2 separate regions of the Homo sapiens genome follow, and region 1 is linked to region 2. Evidence: chromatin loops called from intact Hi-C (ENCODE). Cell type or tissue: gastrocnemius medialis. All regions are shown on one strand. Links, peaks and the distances in the headings refer to the core of each region. The heading gives the core; the rest is flanking DNA. Region 1 overlaps HAT1 (histone acetyltransferase 1). Region 2 overlaps SLC25A12 (solute carrier family 25 member 12).

The links. Hi-C counts contacts between places; a loop is a spot of excess contacts. Peaks named below come from ENCODE experiments on the same cell type or tissue, not always from the same donor. Only the 100,000 strongest peaks of a DNase experiment are listed, where the experiment ranks them.
Region 1: it touches region 2 in a loop (2.3-fold over the local background); 2 of 110 quality-filtered maps call a loop at or near these places.

The regions. Positions count from the first base shown.
Region 1 is chr2:171,949,221-171,960,916 of GRCh38, reverse strand. HAT1 (histone acetyltransferase 1) reads right to left here. Exons shown (of 11, transcript NM_003642.4): 4 at 7,916-8,036. Among named protein-coding and RNA genes, the nearest start is that of HAT1, 33 kb to the right of the region's middle. In gastrocnemius medialis, for the core only: no CTCF peak of the experiment used is centred there; a DNase peak (open chromatin) is centred at 5,971; H3K27ac peaks cover 1,234 bases.
Region 2 is chr2:171,802,946-171,814,641 of GRCh38, reverse strand. It overlaps SLC25A12 (solute carrier family 25 member 12), which reads left to right. Exons shown (of 18, transcript NM_003705.5): 11 at 1,145-1,303; 12 at 4,366-4,418; 13 at 4,956-5,036. Among named protein-coding and RNA genes, the nearest start is that of SLC25A12, 85 kb to the left of the region's middle. In gastrocnemius medialis, for the core only: a CTCF peak has its summit at 3,298 (motif pointing left); no DNase peak of the experiment used is centred there; H3K27ac peaks cover 3,020 bases.

The DNA of each region.
Region 1 (11,696 bases), core at 3,998-8,997, 140 kb before region 2:
GTCCACCTCGGCCTCCCAAAGCGCTGGGATTACAGGTTTGAGCCACCACGTTCAGCATTTTTTTTTTTTAATAGGCAGGGTCTTATTATGTTACCAAGGCTGGTCTCAAATTCCTGGCCTCAAATGATCCTCCTGAGTCAGCCTACAGAGTAGCTGGCATTACAAGCACAGAGCAGGAGGTGTTAATAAAAGCAAAGGTCAAGGACAACCAGATGAAAAAATCATCAGTGTCTGAATAATCAAGTTTATTGTATTGTAAAATTCAGAATTATGTTTCCTTTAAAGATGGTGGCTAGTAGAGATTTTATAGGCATCTTAATTGTGACTGAAGAATTTTAGGTGCAACTAGAGCATTCAGCTTGGAAAAGTAAAAGAATGGATGATTAAAAATTAATGTAATGACATAATCCTAATAAGAAATAACTTCTAAGCAGATGTTATGGCTGCTGACCATCTATGCAGTATGATCTGCAAAGCCCTAATATATTAGACTCAAACCTAACATCCAAAATAAAATTTTTTTATTGTTTCCACTTAAACCTATTTCTTCTATAGTTTTCCCAGTTAACAGTACCATAATTGAACTTGGGCAATGGGGTTCTCGTTTTTTTTCTTCATCTGTCACATCTAATTCAACAGCAGACCTCCAAAATGTTCCTTACTCTGACAACTAAGTCCAGTGTCACCTCTAACACTGCAATGTTCCGGTCTCTTCTTTCACTTTTGCCCTATACAGTGTGTTCTCTGCACAGCAGCCAGAATCATATTTTAAAAATATAAATCACATTGTTTATGACCTCCACCTACTTAAGAATGCCTCTAAAGAATGCCAACTACTCTTATTTCTTGCAAACACCTATCACAGAACACAAGATCCTATATGATGATCTAGCTTTGCATCCCCTTCAACCATCTCCTACCCCTCTCTCCATCACCACAATGATTTAACCCTGGTAATCTTTCTGGACTACAAAAATGCCAAAAATGCTGTATTTTTAGAGCCTTTGTATCTTAGTAAGCTTTACCCTCAGATTATAACATGGCTGGTTCCTCCTTTATCATTCAGAAATGAGCAAAATGTATCTTCATAATACTGCCTGAATTTAATTTGTGTATTTACTATTTTGTTTACTGACTGTTCCTCTTGGCTAGAATGTAAGCTCCATGACTTTGTCTGCCACTGTATCGCTGGCATCAACAACACAGAAGGCACTATGGAATGAACACTCACTGCAAACTGAGATAGAAGAAGCAAGCCCATGACCCACATATCCCCTACCCAATCGTTTTTAATAAGGGGAAAAAAGTCTTTGTTTGAATACGCAATATAAATGATCTTTGACCACAAAGCAAATAAGTAACTCTACAAAGAGACATTATAAAAGATTGATTCCTTATTCCTAACACAGTATTTCTAAATGGAAAAACCTAATTTTCAAGAATGGAACAATTAGATGTCAATGCAAATACACAGCTATTTTCACTGCATGAAATATTTAAAAGATTTATCTATAACTAAATCAATAGTTCCTTTGGAAGAAATCAATTCAGTGCTATCAGCTGCAACTGTAAAAAACAAAAACCCTCCAACAGTGGGTTTACACACAAGGAAAAACATCACCTGCATTTTTAATAAGAATATCTAGCTGGGCTTGGGTCTGGAGAATTTAGCAATCTACATATTTGATTATGAAAAAACTCTATTTTAATAAATGTGTTAAATGCTAGTTTATCTAAGATTACATCTTTTCAAACATCAAACCACTACAGTATTACTCAGAATCACTTTTGTATCTGCACAATTTCAAAAGTTATCCTGGGAAACAAACTATATAAAATAAAACAAATATTAAATGTAGTTACATATTATTTATCTGGCAAGCTCAGTCATCTCAAACATGGCTGGGAAGTGGGGAAAAACACACAAAAAAACCAAATAGAACTCAAAATATTTCTAATACTAAAGTTGAATAATGAATATGAAACTACTTCAGATCTTTTTCATGCTATGCACAATTCATATTATATGAAACTATTTCAGATCTTTTTCATGCTACGCACAATTAGTTTTATAGATGGGGCATAGGGTTGGCAAAAGAGGTAAAGTCAGAAGTTAATGTCAGTTTAAAGTCCTGAAAAAGTTGGTGGCATTGTTAATGTTTTAGGAACTGCTACTTCTGCAAAAGAAAGTTATGACATACAGTATGAAGTAATCAGATTCCATCAAGCTTACCAATATGGTATTTTTAACCATAAGGGGTTTGCTAGTGTGAAGCTCCTTACAATGATAGCAGTAAACTGGGAGCACATGGCATAAAACACAGGAGAAGGCTGGGTACGGTGGCTTGTGCCTGTAATCCCAGCATTTTGGAAGGCCAAGGTGGGAAGATTGCTTGAGGCCAGGAGTTTGAGGCCAGTCTGGGCACTATAGCAAGACCCCGTCTCTACAAAAAATTAAAAATTAAAAAAATATTTTTTTTAATGAGGGGGAAAAACACATGGTCAAAAGGGGAAAGATACCTATGTAACAAACGTGCAAGTTCTGCACATGTATCCCAGAACTTAAAATTAAAAAAAAAAATAACGGGAGAGAGAGAGAAAAAGCAGTAAGCCCAAGAGCCTGGATCCTCTTAGAACAGGTCATAAATATTCCTAACATCTTTTAATCAGGATATTATTATATATTATGCATAATAACACTAAATAATCATCTCCTAGTACAATACTGATTATTTACTAGTTGTATGACTTTGGGCAAAACCTTTAAATATAACAAATCCCTCAAAATTTAAATAATAAAAAAGGGCCAAGTAAGTCAGTTCCAGTAATGAGAGGAGGTTTTAACCAAAAATATAGATGGGGCATAGGGGTGGCAAAAGAGGTAAAGTCAACAGTTAAAATCAGTTTAAAGCCCTGAAAAAGTTGGTTTAATTGTTAATTCTTTAGGAACTGCTACTTCTGCAGAGGAAAGTTATGACATACAGTATGAAGTAATATATTTCATTTTCCATACTTGTGTCTAGCACAGTATTACCAACAGTATATCAGATATAATTTACTAAAACTTGCTGGATTAATAAGTGCAAAGAAAAGAGATTTTGCTATAAGAATTAACTTTCAATTTTATAAATATGATTTAGTGACAAAATGGGATTTAATCTTTAAAAAAATCAATGGTGAAGTTTCAATGCCCTTAAATGAGGAATGCTCGGAAACAGAACAAGCCTAAAATATAATTTTCTTAAGGCCCTCAAAGATTCATGTCCATCCCACATGCAAAATACATTCATTCTATCCAAACATTCCTAAAAGTCTCAACCATTACCATATCAACTCAAGCCCAAAATCTCATCTAGATATAGTCAGTTCAAAAGTCACACCTCTCATCATAGGTAAGACTGTGGGTATGATACATCCTAGGGCAAAATTCCTCTCCATCTATGAACCTGTGAAATTAGAAAACACAGTATCACTTCCAAAAGACAATGGTAGGACAGGCATAGGACAACAGTTATAGAATCTCTCATTCCAGAAAAGGAAATGGAAGGAAGAAAGGAGCCACTGCCACCAAGCAATTTCAAAATTCAGCATGGCAAACTCCATTAGGTTTCAAGGCCTAAGAATAACTGTGGCCTGCAGCTCCACCCTCTGGACCCAAAGCTTTGCCCTCAGAGTCATTCTTCCACTTTCTTTAAAGGTAGCACATGTTGGCAGCTGAGCAGTTTTATTAGCCTGTTTCCTGCCTGTGAAATTTGGAGAGTTCATACAGCCTTCCTTCATTTTGTCCTGTCAATCCAAGCTGCACTATAAAGTTTTAATTCTCAAAACCCTTGAGTCGCCTGTGTACGTCATGAGGGTTCATACCATTAGACAAGAGGGTCCTCCACAAATGTTCCCCAGATCTACATTCCTAGCTTTTTGCTGAGACAACTGAGGAGATCCATGAGTCACGTGCCTAATCCCTTCAGCACTAGCAAAAGGTTATCCTGTCACACTCACGGCTTTCTCTCCAGAACACACTTTCCACCTTCCTGACAATGAATATCCTAACTAGTGTCTTCTACAATCTGGATAGGTTAAGAATTTCCCAAATCATCAAGTCCTGTATCCTTTTTGTTTAACAGTTCTTCCCTCAATTTATCTCTTTCATCACTTTACTATAAGCAGCCAGAAATCAGGCCACACCTCCAATACTTTCCATGAAAACCTCCTCAGCTAAACATCCAAGTTCATTGCTTACAGTAAGTTCTCCTTTCCACAGAACTGCAGGACATAACTCAGCTAGGCTTTCTGCCACTATAGAACAAGGATATCCTTTTCTCCAGTTGCCAAATACATGTTCCTCATTTTATTCTAAGCCCTCACCAACCAGAGGCAGTTCTTTTGTTTGTTTGTTTGTTTTTTGGAGACAAGGTCTGGCTCTGTCACTCAGGCTGGAGTGCAGTGGCACCATCTTGGCTCACTGCAACCTTCACCTCCCGTGCTTAAGCCAGTCTCCCACCTCAGGCTCCAGAGTAGCTGGAACTACAGGCACACACCACCACACCCAGCGTGTGTGTGTCAGCGTGTGTGTGTGTGCATGCGTGCGTGTGTGCGTGTAGAGATGGGTTTTCGCCATACTGCCCAGGCTGGCTTGAACTCCTGAGCCCAAGTGATCTACCTACCTTGGCCTCCCAAAGTGCTAGGATTACAAATGTGAGCCACTAAGCCTGGCCTTTTTTTTTTTTTTTTTTTTTTTAAAGACAGGGTCTCACTGTCACCCAGGCTGGAGTGCAGTGGCATGATCATACTTACCTTACTGTAGCCTCAACCTGCTGGCCTCAAATGATCCTCCTGCCTCATTCTCCTCAGTAGCAGAGGCACTTTTTTTTTGAGACAGAGTCTCGCTCTGTTGCCCAGGCTGGAGTGCAGTGGCGCGATATCGGCTCACCGCAACCTCCGCCTACCGGGTTCCGGTGATTCTCCTGCCTCAGCCTCCCGAGTAGCTGGGATTACAGGCATGCGCCACCATGCCGGGCTAATTTTTGTATTTTTAGTAGAGACGGGGTTTCACTATGTTGGCCAGGCTGGACTCAAACTCCTGACCTCGTGATCCACCTGCCCTGGCCTCCCAAAGTGCTGTGGGATTATAGGCATGAGCCAACGCATCCAGCTCATGTTCGTGTTTCTACCAAAACTAAGTTTATGACTATATATATATTCTCTAAGATGATACAGGTGTTCTCTCCTACACTCCTAGCTTCATTCTGAGCCCTAACCAACAGTCCATTATTTCCTTTATTTATTTATTTATTTATTTTTGAGATGGAGTTTTGCTTTTGTTGCCCCGGCTGGAGTGCAATGAATGGCGCGATCTTGGCTCACTGCAACCTCTGCCTCCCAGGTTCAAGTGATTCTCCTGCCTCAGCCCCCCAAGTTGCTGGGATTACATGTGCCTGCCACCACGCCCGGCTAATTTTTGTATTTTTAGTAGAGATGGGTTTCACCATGTTGGCCAGGCTAGTCTCAAACTCCTGACCTCAGGTGATCCTCCCGCCTTGGCCTTCTAAATTGCTGGGATTACAGGCATGAGCCACTGCGCCCAGCCCATATTTCCTTTAACATCCATATTTCTACCAACAGTCCATTCAAGGTAATCTATGCTTTTTCTATCATGCACCTTCAAAACTCTTCCAGCCTCTACCTATTTCCAAAGACACTTCTACATTTTTAGTTATTGGTTATAGCAGCATCCCACTTCCTGGTATGAAAACCTGTATTCGTTTCCTGTGGCTGCTATAATAAATTACCACAAACTTGGTGGCTTAAAACAATATTTATTCTCTTACGGTCTGGAGGTGTTCTGAAATCAGTATCACTGGGCTGTAACCAAGGTAATACACTCCCTCTGGAAGCTCTAGGAGGGAATCTGTTCCTTTCTTCTTCCAGCTTCTAGTGAGTAAGCATTCTTTGGCTTCTGGCCATATCACATCTGCCTCTGTGGTCACACTGCCTTCTCCTTTTCTGTCATCAAGTTTCCTTCTGTCTCCCTCTCATTAGGATACATGTCATTACATTTAGGTCCACCCAAATATTCCAGGATAATATCAAGATATTTAATTACATCAGCGAAGTGCTTTTTGCAATATGAGGCACCATTCACAGGTTCCAGATATTAGGACATGGATATCTTTTGGGGGGAACCATTATTCAGTCTACCACAGATGCATACTCATCTCTCTCTCTTTTTTTGAGATGGAGTCTTGCTTTGTCACCCAGGCTGGAGTGCAATGGCGCAATCTTGGCTCACTGCAACCTCCACCTCCTGGGTTCAAGCAATTCTCCTGCCTTAGCCTCCCGAGTAGCTGGGATTACAGGCATGCACCACTGCGCCCAGCTAATTTTTGTATTTTTAGTAGAGACGGGGTTTTGCCATGTTGGCCAGGCTGGTCTCAAACTCCTGACCTCAGGTGATCCGCCCACCTCAGCCTCCCAAAGTGATAGGATTACAGGCATGAGCCACTGTGCCCGGCCTCATCTCTCTCTTTACCTTTATCCCCTTTTGATACACTCACTTTAAATAGTTTTATAATGTGATCAGCTTGATCATCCATGTATTCCATCCATAAAGGAATATATTAGCAAAATTTGTGGGATTAGAAATGCAGCAAGAGAAACTTCAATAGATTCCACACTAGGTAAAAGTGGAAAATTTAGCTATTTCCCTCCATCTTCTTTGACTTATAGGAAATAACCACAATAAAAAACAAAAGTTGGCAAAAAAATAAAACTCTGATCACAAAGGCAAAGATTTTTATGAAGAAGGTCCATGCAGGAAACAGAACAGGATCATGATCACAGGATTAACTGTAATGACAGGGAGGCAAATGCCTCCATAACTAAAGACTGAGTATATGATTTTATTTAATTAATTAATTTTTTTTTGAGACAGTTTCACTCTGTCACCCAGGCTGCAGTGCAGTGGCACGATCTCAACTCACTGCAACCTCTGCCTCCCAGGTTCAAGCAATTCTCCTGCCTCAGCCTCCCAAGTAGCTGGGATTACAGGTGTGTACCACCACGCCCAGCTAATTTTTGTATTTTTAGTAGAGACGGGGTTTCACCATGTTGGCCAGACTGGTCTTGAACTCCTGGCCTCAGGTGATCCGCCCACCTTGGCCTCCCAAAGTGCTGGGATTATAGGCGTTAGCCACCACACCCAGCCTGAGAATGTGATTTTAAAACTACCATGTAACAGATTCTCTCTTCCCTCAAACCTTAATTTTTTTTTTTTTTTTTTTTTTTTTTTTTAAGAGACAGGGTCTTGTTCTGTTGCCCGGGCTGGAGTGCAGTGGTGCCATCATGGCTCACTGGCAGCCTCAAGCTCCTGGGCTCAAGTAATCCTCCCACCTCAGCCTCCCAAGTAGCTGAGGGTCTCACTATGTTGTCCAGGCTGGTTTCCAACTCCTGGGCTTGAGATCCTCCCACTTCAGCCTCCAAAAGCACTGGCATTATAGGCACAAGCCACTGCACCCAGCCCAAACCTTTAATTTTTAGAAACTATTTGTTTATTGTTTGTTTGTTTTGTTTTTGAGACAGGGTCTAGCTCTGTCATCCAGGCTGTAGTACAGTGGCATGATCTCAGCTGACTGTAGCCTCTGCCTCCTGGGCTCAAGCCATCCTCTGACCTCAGCCTCCTGAGTAGCTGGAATTACAGACACATGCCACCACGCCCCACTAATTTTTGTGGTTTTTTTGAGAAATGGGCTCTCACTATGTTGGCCAGGCTGGTCTCGAACTCCTAAGATCAAAAGATCTGCCCCCCTTGGTCCCCCAAACTGCTGGGGTTACAGGTGTGAGCCACCGCACCTGGCCTAAAACCTATTTTAAAATAAATTAAATTGGAAAACAGTTTAAAAAGTATTTCTGTTCTTACCTCTACACAGTCAAAGTTCTCATCAACTTTAGATGCATATTCAACACGGAACATTGTTGACAGGCTACCAGCAATATAGTATAACAGGATCTTTAGACCCTTGTAACCAAAAGCAGTTTCACTGAAATGGAAAAAATAGCAATAATGGAATGAATTTTTGCAGTCATTAAAAAGTATTAACCCTACATATAAACAAGTTTAACTTCATGGGTAGTTTCAAGATTTTAAACTATACTTAAAAAAAAAATCTACAATAAAATGTGCTTCAGTTTTCATCTATAAAATAGAATAACTCAGGAATGTTGCCTAAGTCAGGAATGTTGTTTGGGTTAAATAAGTTAATACATGTAAACTACTTATAAAACTGGCACATTGTATAAGTACTCACTAAATGTCAGACATTTAATACTATTGCTACTGTTGCTGCTGCTGCTACCATTACCAGTATTAGAAGGCATTTCAAATGAGAGAAGTAGTGTTAAATTAGGACCTGGCTAGGCAAGCAGCTACCAAGCCTTGGACCAGTCCCTCCAACTTACTGCTTACTGAATCACCAAAATCCAGAGCTGCAGCAATAGCACCTGCCTTACTACATGTAAACTGCTCTATGAACTCAAAAGGCAGATATGGAACTGCTGCTAATTCTTCCACCCCTGCTCCCTGCTATCACATTTATGCCTTAATATTCCTTTTTCCAGCTTAAAAGAGTCTTCTAAAAAGTGAACTCTAAATTATCCAAAATAGGTAAATCTATAGAGACAGAAAGTAAATTAGTGACTGCCTAAGACTAGGGGTCAGGGTAAAGTGACTATTAATGCATTTTAGGGTTTTTGATGGAAGTAATGACAATGTTCCAAAATTGACTGTGTTTGCACAACTCTGAATACATTAAAAACCACTGAATTGTACACTTTAAATAAATGAATTGCACAGTATATATCTCAATAAAGCTGTATTCTGATTTTTTTAGAAAGTGAATTGTGAAAGAAAAGTGTTTGAAAGAAGCAGTGTCATTTCCAAATTTCTGTCTAGGCTACGAAAATACGGAGCACTGTCCATTCCAGCAACTCTGAAAGTTATGTGAAGAAGAAAGGAGTGGCAATGATACTAGGATCAAGACCAATTATCATGCTTGGGTCATACAGTTCAGGGATATCACTATTATGTTACTGTCCCCTACCCATCTTAGAAGAGTGGTATACAAGCACCCCACTTTCAGTGATATTACGCAAAACAGTGTGCAAAATGCCATTAAGAAGCACTAACTGGTCTGGGCACGGTGGCTCACACCAGTAATCCCAGCACTTTGGGATGCTGAGGCGGGGGGGGATCACTGGAAGTCAGGAGTTCAAGACCTGCCTGCCAACATGGTGAAACCACGTTTCTACTAAAACTACAAAAAAAAAAAAAAAAAAATAGGCAGGTGTGGTGGTGGGTGCCTGTAATCCCAGCTACTCAAGAGGCTGAGGCAGGAGAATAGATTGAACCCAGGAGGTGGAGACTGCAGTGAGCTGAGATTGCGCCACTGCACTTCAGCCTGGGCAACAGAGCAAGACTCCGTCTCAAAAAATTAAAAAGAAGCACTATCTGTAAAACTAGATCTTATCTACTAAGATATTACACAGATTTTTTAAAGTAGTAAAAAGTAGAGAATAAAACAATGTCTCTTTAGAGATAGAACTCCAAAGAGAAAATATTCTTATTTTTATAATAAAGTAAAACCTATTTAAAATATGAAAGGCTGAAATTTTGGCATTAATCTATGTATAATAAGATACAATTATTAATATGTGAAAGCACATAAAATGCCTAATCTGATACATCAATAATGAAAAATTCACAGGAAATTCGTTGCAGGAAGAGACATTTGTTGACTTAAAAACACAATAAGGGCCTGGTGCAGTGGCTCACGCCTGTAATCCCAGCACTTCGGGAGGCCGAGGTGGGTGGATCATCTGAGGTTAGGAGTTCGACACCAGCCTGGCCAACACGGCAAAACCCCATCTCTACCAAAAATAACAAAAATTAGCTGGGCATGGTGGCAGGCGCCTGTAACCCCAGCGACTCGGGAGGCTGAGGCAGGAGCATCACTTGAACCCAGGAGGCGCAGCTTGCAGTGAGCCGAGATCGCACCATTCATTGCACTCCAGCCTGGGCAACAAGAGCGAAACTACGTCTCAAAACAAAACACACATTAAGGCTGGGCACAGTGGCTAACGCCTGTAATGCCAGCACTTTGGGAGGCTGAGGCAGGTGGATCACCTGAGGTCAGGAGTTCAAGACCAGCCTGGCCAACAGGGTGAAACCCCGTCTCTACTAAAAATACAAAAATTAGCTGGGTGGGATAGCACGTGTCTATAGTCCCACCTACTCGAGAAGCTGAGGCAGGAGAATCGCTTGAACCTGAGAGGCGGAGGTTGCAGTGAGCCAAGATTGCACCACTGCATTCCAGCCTGGGCAACAGAGTGAGACTCCATCTCAAAAAACAAGCAAACAACAAAAAAAGCCACACATTAAATATGGCTGGGTACAGTGGCTCACGCCTGTAATTCTAGGACTTTGGGAGGCTGAGGCAGGCAGACTGTCTAAGCTCCAGAGTTCGGGACCAGCCTGGCCAATATGCCAAAACCCCGCCTCTACTAAAATTACAAAAAAAAAAAATTAGCTGGGTGTGGTGGCACACACCTGTAGTCCCAGCTACTCGGGAGGCTGAGGCATGAGAATCGCTTGAACTGGGAGGCGGCAGAGGATGCAATGAGCCAAGAAGATCATGCCACTGCATTCCAGCCTGGGCAACAGAGCAAGACTCCGTCTCAAAAAACAAACAAACAAAAAAACCCAAAACCCCCACACATTAAAGAAATATGTCAATGATGTTAAAATAATGCATGGGGGGAAAAAAGACATGAAGGGAAATATTTAAATGTCCACTATGTCTAAATACCCTTTCCTACTACAACAAACCAGGGGTTCCATGGGAGACTGACTGACTCCAGAACTAACAGGGAAAGTACCAGATGAATCTGGAAACATCTTGTTGTGTGAGAAAGTAAAGTATCACCAAAATTATAAGGACATATCAGAAAGACTCAAAAGTGTCTGAAAGGGTGGCCACTTGCCAAATCTGGGATAATTTGAGCATCAAAATTAGTAGCAGTAACAGATTGTACATAGCCCACTGAATTGTAAAAGACTCCTTAGCCAGGTGCGGTGGTTCACGCCTGTAATCCCAGCACTTGGAGGATCACTTGAGCCCAGGAGTTCAAGACCAGCCTGGTCAACATAGGAAGACCCCCATCTCTTAAAAAAAAATTTTTTTTTTTTTTTTGAGACAGAGTCTCACTCTGTTGCCCAGGCTGGAGTGCAGTGGCGCAATCTCAGCTCACTGCAACCTCTGCCTCCCAGGTTCAGGCAATTCTCCTGCCTCAGCTTCCCAAGTAGCTGGGACTACAGGATACGCCAGCAAGCCTGGCTAATTTTGTATTTTAGTAGAGACGTGGTTTCACCATGTTGCCCAGGCTGGTCGCAAACTCCTGGCTCAGGCAAACCTCCCGCCTCGGCCTCCCAAAGTTTTGGGATTACAGGTCTAAACCACTGCACCCGGCCAAAAAATTTTTAAAAATTAGCTGGGTATGGTGGTACACGCCTATAGTCCCAGCTCCTCAGGAGGCTGAGGTGGGAAGATCTGCTTGAGCCTGGGAATTCAAGGCTGCAGTGAGCTGTGATCGCACCACTGCACTTCAGCCTGGGTGACAGAGCAAGACCCTGTCTCAAAAAACAA
Region 2 (11,696 bases), core at 791-5,790:
AGGAAGGAGGGGAGCAGAAAAAATGACTGTTGGATGCTGGGATTAATACCTGGGCGATGAAATATGTACAACAAACGCCCGTGACACGTGTTTACCTATGTGACAAACCTTCATATATACCCCACACCTAAAATAAAACTAAAAAAAAAAAGAAAGAAATTGAGATTTGGGATATGAATCCCAGAACCTCGTGAAATAAAAGAGCCTCTCAAAGTGACCCAGTTTTGCTTTTCTGCTTGTATGTTTTCCTTTCCCTTATCGCTTGCTTAACAATATCTGGACTTGATGTTTATTTGCAAAAATGAACCTCCCTTCCCTCCCTGTTCACAGCCAAAATTTGAGAGACTGTTTTTGCTTAAATACTCTACTTAGAAAATGTGTACAATCTGAAGTTGCTTTGTTGAGAAGAAGCTAGCAGGTGTGATTAAAATGCTTACGATTTTTTAAGATAAGCCTGAACTCAAAAGACTTTTTTTTTTCTTTTCACTCTCAGTTTTAGAAGTTGCAAACCAGGTTTTGGCTTTCAGCAGTCAAAATGTGTAATACTCTCGTTCATGTAAATAAATTTTCATTCCCTGAGAAATTCTAAAGCATAGCCATATTTTCTTTTAAACCAAATTCTATACATAGGGATAGGATAATGTTGAAGTGTGTTTCTAATATTATGGTTGTAACTATGATTAATTTACCAAGATGCTTTATTAAACTAAATTTTAAAATCGTAGCCACCTAGTGTACGGATATAGTCATTTTAAGAAGTAACTGGCATAATATTTAAGCATTTAATGGAAAATATAAATAAATGTTATACATAATAGTTTAATGTTGTTACTATAGAAAACTGAGTGTTGATTATCTAATTTGGGAAGTGACTCGATAATCCACTCTGTAGTTTATGAACCTACGATATCAAAGAGCATTCTTGACAGTTGTTTTCTGAAGCAGCTGTATTTATGGATTTCAGTGCTTGCTATAGCCTGCTATCCCTAAGGTGTTTGTGAGGGAAAGAAAAATAATAAACTCTCTTTTGTGAGAATACATGTTGTGTTTTATTTTCTCATCCTTTAAGATAAGATTTGTCATCCTTATGGACTCTCCATTTAATTGTGTTCTTTTTTAAGCCTAAAAATTGTTCTGTTTGTAGCTGTGGGAGCCACTGCAGTGTATCCTATAGATCTGGTGAAGACCCGAATGCAAAACCAGCGTGGCTCTGGCTCTGTTGTTGGGGAGCTAATGTACAAAAACAGCTTTGACTGTTTTAAGAAAGTCTTGCGTTATGAGGGCTTCTTTGGACTCTACAGGGGTGAGTAAGCAAATCCCAGCTGCTGAAGTTAGTGATTTGATCTCACCAGCAGCAGATTTTAACTCACTAATTATGGAAGCCAATATGTAGTATGCCTAGCCAGACTAGGTCTGTTTCTCTCTTTTTATTTTCTCTTTGCTCATTTCCCTTTTTGCATTCTTTCTGGTGATTAGCAATATTAATCTGCAAATAAGGTCTTCATTTCTTCTTCTTGTGGTTTATATTTCTTGGTGTCCAAATTATGTGTTTGTCCCAACATGGGTCTATGTCACCATGCTCCTACAAACCAAGGCACATATCTGCAGGTGGAATACAAGGATGATAGTTAAGAAATATAGAGCTGCTTTTCTCAAAGAATTAAAGAGGAGAAATACATCTCTTTCCTGTGAAAAAGAATCCAGGTTACCACTCAAAGATGAGTTTACCCTCCATATATTTATTTCAACTGAAATAAATATCAAATGTTTTTGTCTCTTTCAGGGACCATTTATAAATTTTTTCCAATGAGCCATCTGAAGGTTTAAAAAAAAAAAAAAAAAGGAAAACCCTTTGGTTCCAAGTCTAATTCTTGCTTCTTTCCCCCACTTAGCTCAGAGGTGTACAGTCAAAACAGAGAGATTTTCTTTCGCAGGGAATGTTAGCAGCCACTCTAGACTGAGCACAGTGCAGTTGGCATCAGAGGCAGCACTGCGCCCCATGCAGAATTTTCCCCACCCCCCGTTGTCTTTGTAGGAACTTGTCTCTTTGGAGAGAGAATGACTTTCATGTATGTGTTTTCACATTAGAATATAGGGTTTCCTTTGGGAGGGAGATTAATTTTTTAATCTCTTTGGGCGCCACTTGGGATTCTATGAAAATACTCTCTACATGCTCAAGTCCATGCCATTTATGTAATTTACTGTACTTGTTTGTTTGCACATACAAGCTCATTAATCCCTAGCCTATTCTGAGCTCTGTTGAACTATTTGGCTTAGAAATCTTCCTAAGAAAGACTGGGCCCGAACAGAGCTTTATGCTCATGGACAGGAGGAAAAAAACACCGCTGGTTAGCATTATATACAGGTATTCAAGCAAAAAATATAACTCCGATAAACTCATAATTGAAGTAGAGGGTCACAAGGATGTTCATTTTTAGCATTATATATAGAATAATAGGAGAGAGTTATTCCGAAATCAAACTAGGCTCAAGTACCCTGCTCTTGAGAATGAATGTGATGAGTTTTCCTCAAATATTCAGAACTGTAGTCTCTTTGAATTCCACCTGTACAGCATGTACCCTGTGGAAAGGCGTACAATATCCAGAATGCAGACCTTTCCATGTGAATGCTTGTTTTAACTGATTAAACCCTGCATATCCAGATTTTATTTAATGGGGAATCAAGGTTGAGTGGCATTAAGGTTGTTTTTTTCCTTGATATCTCCAATATTTCTTTGTTGAATAATGACCTTTCTCCTCTTTGGTATACTTTTAAATTGCAAAGAAAATGTCCCCTATTAAAAGGAACCTAGATATTTACTGCATAGTTTAGCCTTCTCAATGGATAGATGCTTACAGAAGATTTCATTTGAGAGAGATGTCATGTTTATTAAATGGATGCAATATAGCAAGTAGGGGAGGGGATTGTTGGTTTTATTCAGGATGTAAGCTCATAAAAGCAGTTCTTTAAATGAGAGACTTTTGTATTAGGGAGAAGATTGTAGGAGTCCTGTATGTGAGCACTATGATTATTGAGATTGTCATATATTGCTTGCAACTGGTCCATTATTCTGTCAGATGATTGACAAAATTGTTGACAGATTAGCTAAATTTCTTCGCAGGCAACAATGATAAAATGACACAAATCAGTACTTTATTAAATTCCATGAGCCTTATTGAGGCGAGTTGTAAAACAAATATGCATGCTGACATGGTTGTATGGGAGTTAGATTAAAAGTAATAGAGCCTGATAATCACGAGGGTTAGAAAGTTAATACTGCCATCTGCTGATTTGTTCTTTTAAATCAGTCTGCTACGCATGAAAGGTGTGTGAGGCTTTGTGTGTATCATTGATAATTCAGCCTGACTGACAGTAGCCTATATGTATGATTACTTGTGGCTCTCAACTTATGGAACTCAGCAGTATCCTCAAAGCAGGCTTAAGATCAGCAGTCAGCAAGCAGGCAAACACATATATAACTCCCCTTTGGCTGGATGATTTAAAGGATATAAAATGTTTATTGTTAGCATCTTTAAAAAATGTATGCAAAAAAGTATGCTAACAATTTGGATAAGCTGTGTGCTTTAGAAAGCTGAGCCCAACAGATGTTGAATTGTTTATTTTTTTCTTTTCCAGTTTACAACCAGCCTGGGGAATTTAACTTTCTAAGGATTATGATTTCCTTTGTTTTGAGGGGATTCTTTTAAAATGTCTTAAGCTTGACATATATTAGTCAATAAGAATACAACAGGCATATGTTTTTGCTTATAGGAGATACTCGTTAAACAATACTTAAAACTGCATTTTTCTTTGCAGTTTTGGCTTCCTTTTAAATAAATGAATATTGAATGCTGTGTTTCTCTGAAGAGAAGATTATGGGAGTTAGTATTCTATAATAACGAAGCCACTGTATGCCATTATGTAGGTAGCAAAATCTGGGTATGCTTAACAGCATGCTTTTCAGAGCTTTTCCAAGTGTACAGTATCTGTGTATGTTTATATGTTGTTGGTTGTAATAAGGGAGGGAATTTGGTTACATTGTTATTGGCAGTGTTCCCAGAATAGAGAAGACGCATGGCTCCGTTTCTTCTTCATGGACTTTTTGGGAAGTGTTGGATAACTAGGCTTTAAAGTAAGCATGCTTAAGAAGAGGATTTATAGCCTCAAGAAAACGTGACATTATACTGCATTTGTAAATAATTATTACATATGTATACAGAGTTTTAAGGATAATCTTTTTCCCATTTTAATGAAAACTCTGCAATGTTTGATGGGTAAATAATATGGGGGAAACTCTTTGTTGCTGGGCTTGTGTATTCATGTCTGGTACAGCTATATTGCTGATGATTCTGTCCCTTTACCTAGGTCTGATACCACAACTTATAGGGGTTGCTCCAGAAAAGGCCATTAAACTGACTGTAAGTTTATCTCTAACTGAATTTATGTCATTTGTTTAGATTACCATTAAGCCAAAAAGCTAAAATCAAGGCTAGGCGTGGTAGCTCATGCCTATAATCTCAGCATTTTGGGTGGTGGGAGGATCACTTGAGACCAGTTCTAAACCAGCATAAGCATAGTAAGAACTCAGCTCTACCAAAACAACAACAACAACAACAAAATTAAAAATTAGCCAAGTGTGGTGATTTATGCCAGGAGGCTGATGTGGGAGGATTGCTTGAGTCCAGGAATTTGAGGCTGTAGTGAGCTATGATCATGCCACTGCACTCCAGCCTGAGCAACAGAGTGAGACCCTGTCTCAAAAACAAAACTAAAATTGATGCTGCTGACACTGGCACACTGTCGCAGAATTTGTACAACTTTAATTTTACATGTAAGCATTTGATAATTTTAAATTTTATCATAAGACAAATATTTTGCTGACTTGGAAAAGCAACAGTATGCCAGAAGAGAAATGGTTGGGAATTTTGGTTAACTGATGTTGTCTTTCTAATTAGGTTAATGATTTTGTTCGGGACAAATTTACCAGAAGAGATGGCTCTGTTCCACTTCCAGCAGAAGTTCTTGCTGGAGGCTGTGTAAGTATTACTGTTAGGCGCTTCTTGTGACAAATACATTCCGTTGACCTTTTTGCACAGATATAATAGATATCTTAGTGGCATTTCTCTTGAACTCAAGGGATTCTAAGCAGGTTTTCTCAATAATCATATGGAATAAGTTTTAAATTTTATTGTAAAAGCTAACGGGTTTTGAGTGTAGAAAAGAGGTAGCATTTTCCGCCAGTTAGAATGGTGATCATTAAAAAGTCAGGAAACAACAGATGCTGGAGAGGATGTGGAGAAATAGGAACCATTTTACACTGTTGGTGGGAGTGTGAATTAGTTCAACCATTGTGGAAGACAGTGTGGCAATTCCTCAAGGATCTAGAACTAGAAATACCATTTGACCCAGCAATCCCATTACTGAGTATATACCCAAAGGATTATAAATCATTCTACTATAAAGACACATGCACACATATGTTTATTGTGGCACTATTCACAATAGCAAAGACTTGGAACCAACCCAAATGCCCATCAGTGACAGACTGGATTAAGAAAATTTGGCACATATACACCATGGAATAATATGCAGCCATAAAAAAGGATGAGTTCCTGTCCTTTGCAGGGACATGGATGAAGCTGCAAACCATCATTCTCAGCAAACTGTCACAAGGACAGAAAACCAAACACCACATGTTCTCACTCATAGGTGGGAATTGAACAATGAGAACACCTGGACACAGGGCAGGGAGCATCACACACTGGGGCCTGTCATGGGGTTGGGGGTTGGGGGTTGGGGGAGAGATAGCAGTAGGAGAAATACCTAATGTAAATGATGAGTTGATGGGTGCAGCAAACCAACATGGCACATGTATACCTATGTATCAAACCTGCACATTGTGCACATGTACCCTAAAACTTAAAGTATAATAACAAAAAAAGAGGTGGCATTTTCATCAGCTCTATCTCTTTGATGCTCCTAAAGCATTACCTTCCAGACTTTTTTAAAAGTTCTAATTCCTATGCCTTTTAAGAAATAGAGTACAGAAAATATAGTAGTGGATAGAGTTACCATTCATATATGTTAACTGGAACTTTAAAACAAGTGTGAGATGGCTGATTAATTGGGCCCTTATATCTTAGGTATAGGACTGAGTAAGCCATTGTTTAATAATAATTTTTCTTCTTTAGAGGCCAGAGGGTATGGCAAACAATAATAACGGTAACTACATTTCAGCTATTGACAGAAATTCTGAACCAAGAGACTCAGATATTTACTTAGCGCACAAAGGTTTCTGTCTTTAAAGTGTAAGCATGACATGATTATTGGCAAACAATAATAACGGTAACTACATTTCAGCTATTGACAGAAATTCTGAACCAAGAGACTCAGATATTTACTTAGCGCACAAAGGTTTCTGTCTTTAAAGTGTAAGCATGACCAATTCTTAAATCTATTTGCAGCTCAACTAATTTCATTTGTGGTATTTGTTTCATATTTGATAACACATGGTTCGTTTCAGACTTGTTTAGTCCATTTTGTTCTTGGAAACATTAATAACTTCCAGTTGAATTGGCTGACAGTCTTGGCTAAAACTTCCTCAGTTGCTTGTGAAACCTGAAGTGATGAGGTCAGTGACCTTGGCAACATTTAATTCAGAGACACTGCCTCGGGGGTCAGAGAGAGAGAGAGGTTGCTCCAGATTCTCTTTGATATGTGTCAGTGTGGCACATACCTGAGTCCTCTGCAGAGTTGCTTTGGAAGAGGTGGACTGCTGTGTGGGTGTGTGTGTGCCTGTATGCATGCCCCAGCACATTCTCAGGAAGGAAATCTCTTTGGCTACATTTCTTTTTTAATGAAGAGTTAACAGTGGACATAGAATAAAACTTTTGCTTAGGTGGATCACCAAAAATGAAGTTTCTCTTCTTCCTTTATTCCAATTAGATTCTGTAATTGGTTCTTATCTAGAGAGCGAACCTTTGCCAATCATAAATATTCTTTTTCTTGGTCATTTTAAGTTTCTGTTTGGTTAAGAAGCTTTCTAACTCATTTTTATCACAGCACATGCATACCTTTGCCAGAAATATAAGTCATGCTCTTTCTGTTCCATGTAGCTAATTATTTGTTTCCGTTTGCAATATCCAGGTTTTTGGTCATGAAGCTGACCTGTTTCCATGTCTGACATGTGACCTAAGTGGTTAAACCAAAATAAGATGTTTAGTTCCTTTGTTCTTCCTAGCTACCGACCCTGTTTATAGGTTTGAACTTTAGGAATTTCTATTGAAGTCTGGGTTGCCTTGAGGGTTGTGCTGACACTCTAAATCTCTTCCTTAATCATGACTCATTTCTGGAGGCTTTGATGGATTGTCTAGTGGGAAATTGACAGCATGAAAAATAGTCAGGTTGGACTCTAGGCAGAATGATAAGGTTGTCTGCAGTTCTTCACCACAAACGTTTTCTGCTTCCCCCTTGCTCTAAATCTCTTCTTTCAGGGAAGAAGAAAAAAGTGCAATTATTGAGTTTCTACTGACAAATTCAGTTATGCTATGCTATAAATGATTGTTAAAACATAATTCACTGTTTCTCCCCAAAGTCTATAAATTTCAACAGAGAATAAAGTCTTAAAAAGAATGAGTCTCTCTTTATAGAATATCAGGCTGTATGGGACATAGGATACTCCATTTCCTAAATGATACCTGGCAAACAGCCACCAGATTAACACTGTGAAGAGTGGCTGTCTGTGAGCCTGACCCTGAGTCTTCATCATCCTGAGTAGTGGTGGTGATACGATGTACGGTGTCCTTATGGCTTTTGGCTGAGTGCTGTCAGTGCCACTAGTGAGAAGAATGCTGCTGTTCTTCCAAAAATTACCCAATTTTAAAGATGCACCTAATACATTAACCTATTGCAGGTTAATTAGGAAGAAATGGCTCAAATTGAGTTCTAGGCTTTTTTTCCCAGAGGAAGGATTAGCTAGGACCTAGGCCTTGAGTTCCCTATAGATGAGAGGGAAATTTTATTGCCATGGAAATGACAATATTCCCTTTTAGGAAAAATGGTGTGTGTTGACTAGATCATGAAGTGACCTAGAAGTGAAAATCTCTAGTCCTTGGGCATTATATATTTTGTTGTTGTTGTATGTTTTGTTTTATTATCTGGTTTGTTTTTGTTTTCGTTTTTGTTTTGAGATGGAGTTTTGCTCTTGTTATCCAGGCTGGAATGCAATGGCACGATCTCGGCCCACCGCAGCCTCCACCTCCCAGGTTAATGCGATTCTCCTGCCTCAGCCTCCCTAGTAGCTGAGATTACAGGCATGTGCCACTGCACCCGGCTAATTTTGTATTTTTAGTAGAGCTGGGGTTTCTCCATGTTAGGCTGGTCTCAAACTCCCGACCTCAGGTGATCCACCGGCCTCGGCCTCCCAAAGTGCTGGGATTACGGGCGTGAGCCACCACACCCGGTCTTTATGATCTGTTTTTAAAGGCATGTGATTTTTGTTTTTTTGTTTGTTTGTTTTTCTTCTTTTTTGAGACAGGATCTCAGTCTGTTGCCCAGGCTGGAGTGGCGTGGTGCGATCTCAGCTCACTGCAGCCTTGACAACTCCTGGGCTCAAGGGCTCCTCCCATCTCTCAGCCTCCCCAGTAGCTGGGACTACAGGTGCATGCCACCATCCTCTGCTAATTTTTGTATTTTTTGTAGAGATGGGGTTTCATCATGTTGCCCAGGCTGGTCTCGAATTCCTGGGCTCAAGCAACCCACCTGCCTTGGCCTCCTAGTTTTGGGATTACAGGTGTGAGTCACCAGGCTGGCCAAGGCCTGTGATTTTTGATACATGCAAAAGAATACAAACAATATAATTACAGAATAATAAAATGAGCATCCATGCTTCTAGCACCCAACTTAACTAAAACGTTACTACTATTGTTGATGATGATTATTGCTTTTGATGTAGCTTGAATCAGCTAATGAGGAATAGATACCTTTCTTACTGGGCTGAACATTTTATAGGGATTATCTCATTATTGTTCCCAACTAGAGTTGAAAAAACTAAAACCTTAGTGAAATCCAAATTTTGACTTAGTAAATATCAAAATTGTGGTTCAAACCACTTCTATCTCCAAATCCATATTCTTTCACACTTGATATAGGTTTTCATTTGTTCTTTCATATATTCACTTACTCATTGAATACCTGATATCTTTCATGCAAATTTTAAAAATACCACCTTTAGGCCGGGGGCGGTGGCTCACGCCTGTAATCCCAGTACTTTGGGAGGCCGAAGCAAGTGGATCACCTGAGGTCAGGAGTTCGAGACCAGCCTGGCCAACATAGTGAAACCCCGTCTCTACTGAAAATACAAAAAAATTAGCCAGGTGAAGTGGCGCGTTCCTACAGTCCCAGCTACTTGGGAGGCTGAGGTAGGAGAATCGCTTGAACCCAGGAGGTGGAGGTTGCAGTGAGCTGTGATCGTGCCACTGCACTCCAGCTTGGGCAACAGAGTGAGACTCTGTCTCAAAAAAAAAAAACAAAAAACAAAACAAAACAAAAAAACAGAAAAAATAACAGCTTTATTGAGATATACTTAACGTACCATACAACTCCCCCATTTAATGTGTATAATTCAGTGTTTTGTTGTGAAACCATCACCACAATCAATTTTAGAACATTTTTATCAACACAGAAAGAAATGCAGTACCTTTTAGCTATCACTTCTCAATCTTCCCATCCCATCCGTAAGATCTAGGCAACTGTATTGCCCAGGCAGGAGTGCAGTGGTGCGATCAAGGCTCACAGCAACCTTGAACTGCCGGCTCAGGCAATCCTCCCACCTCAGCTTCATGAGTAGCTAGGACTGCAGGTGTGTGCCACCACCCTCAGCTAATTTTTAAGTTTTTCATAGAGACAGGGTCTTACTTGGCCAGGCTGGCCTTGAGCTCCTGGCCTCAAGCAATCCTTCTGCCTCCTCCTCCCAAAGTACTAGAGTTACAGATACGAGCCACTGCACTTGGCCTCTAGGCAACTATTAATATACTTTCTGTTTTTACAAATTCACCAATTCTGAATATTTTATATAAATGGAGGCTGGGCGTGGTGGCTCATGCTTATAATTCCAGCACTTTGGGAGGCTGAGGTGTGTGGATCACTTGAGGTCAGGAGTTTGAGACCAGCCTGGCCAACATGGTGTGAAACCCCATCTTTATAAAAAATGCAAAAATTAGCCAGGCGTGGTGGCAGGTGCTTTTAATCCTGGCTACTTGGGAGGCTGAGGCAGGAGAATCACTTGAGCCTGGGAGGCGGAGGTTGCAATGAGCAGAGATTGTGCCCACTGCACTCCAGCCTGGGCAACAGAGAGAGACTCTGTCTCAAAATAAATAAATAAATAAATAAGGAATCATGATATGTGGCCTTTTGTAAGCATGACATTGTGCCTAACTTTTTTCACTTAGCGTGTTTTCAAGGTTCATCTGTGTTGTAGCATGTATCAGTACTTAATTCATTTTTATTGCTGAATATATGGATATACTACAGTTTGTTCATTCATTAGTTGATAAACATTTGAGTTGTTTCTACCTTTTGACTTATGAATAATGCTGCTATGAATATTGGTATATAAGGTTTTGCATGGACATGTTTTCATTTCTCTTGGGTATATACGTATGAGTGGAATTGGTGTGTCATATGACAACTGTAATTAGCATTTTCAGGACTGCCAGACTGTTTTTCAAAGTGGCTACATCCTTTTGCATCCCTACTAGTAGTGTGAAGCTTCTGATTTCTCTACATCTTTGCTAGTATGTGTGTGCGCGCGTGTGTGTGTGTGTGTGTGTGTATTTTTTTAAATAATGGTAGCGTCTCACTATGTTGCCCAAGCTGAGAGTGCAGTGACTGTTCACAGGTGTGAACATCACATGCTACAGCCTCGAACTCCTGGCCTCAAGTGATCTTCCTGCCCCATCCTCCTGAGTAGCTGGGACTACAGGCATGTGCCATCATGCACAGCTACTTTCCACATCTTTGATAACACTTCTTATTGTCTTTTTACTATAGCCATCTTACTGAGTGAAAAGTGATACCTTATTGTGGCCTAATGACTGACAATGTTGAGCATCTTTTTGTGTGCATATTGACCACTTGTATATCTTCTTTGAAAAAATGTCTATTCAGAATTTTTGCCTATTTTTAAATTGGATTGTTTTTTGGTTACAGAGTTCTTTGTATATTCTAGATATGAGTCCCTTTTCAGATATTTTTTATTTTCTTGATGATGTCTTTTGAAGAATTGGGCTTTAATGAAGTTCGTTTAATCTATTTTTTCTTTTGTTGTTTGTGCTTTTGGTGTTATATCTAAGAAGTCATTAATCCAAGATCATGAAAGATGTATGCCTTTTTTTTCTGGTATATAGAAATTGACTTTATATGTATGCCTCCTTTTTTCTTTTCAGAGTTTTATAGTTTTAGCTTTTACATCTAGGTCTTTTCCGATTTTTAAGCCTAAGTTTTTTAGGTTTTTTTTTTTTGCCTTGAACAGAGAGAGATATTACTAAATGTCAGTTTTGTTTTAGTTTTGATTGCTAATGTTTTGGTGTATTTCCTTCTAATGTTTTCATATACATGTGTACATGCTCTTATGCATAGACATATGTGTGCACATGTGTACACACACACACACACACACTTTTTAAAACCAGATGGAA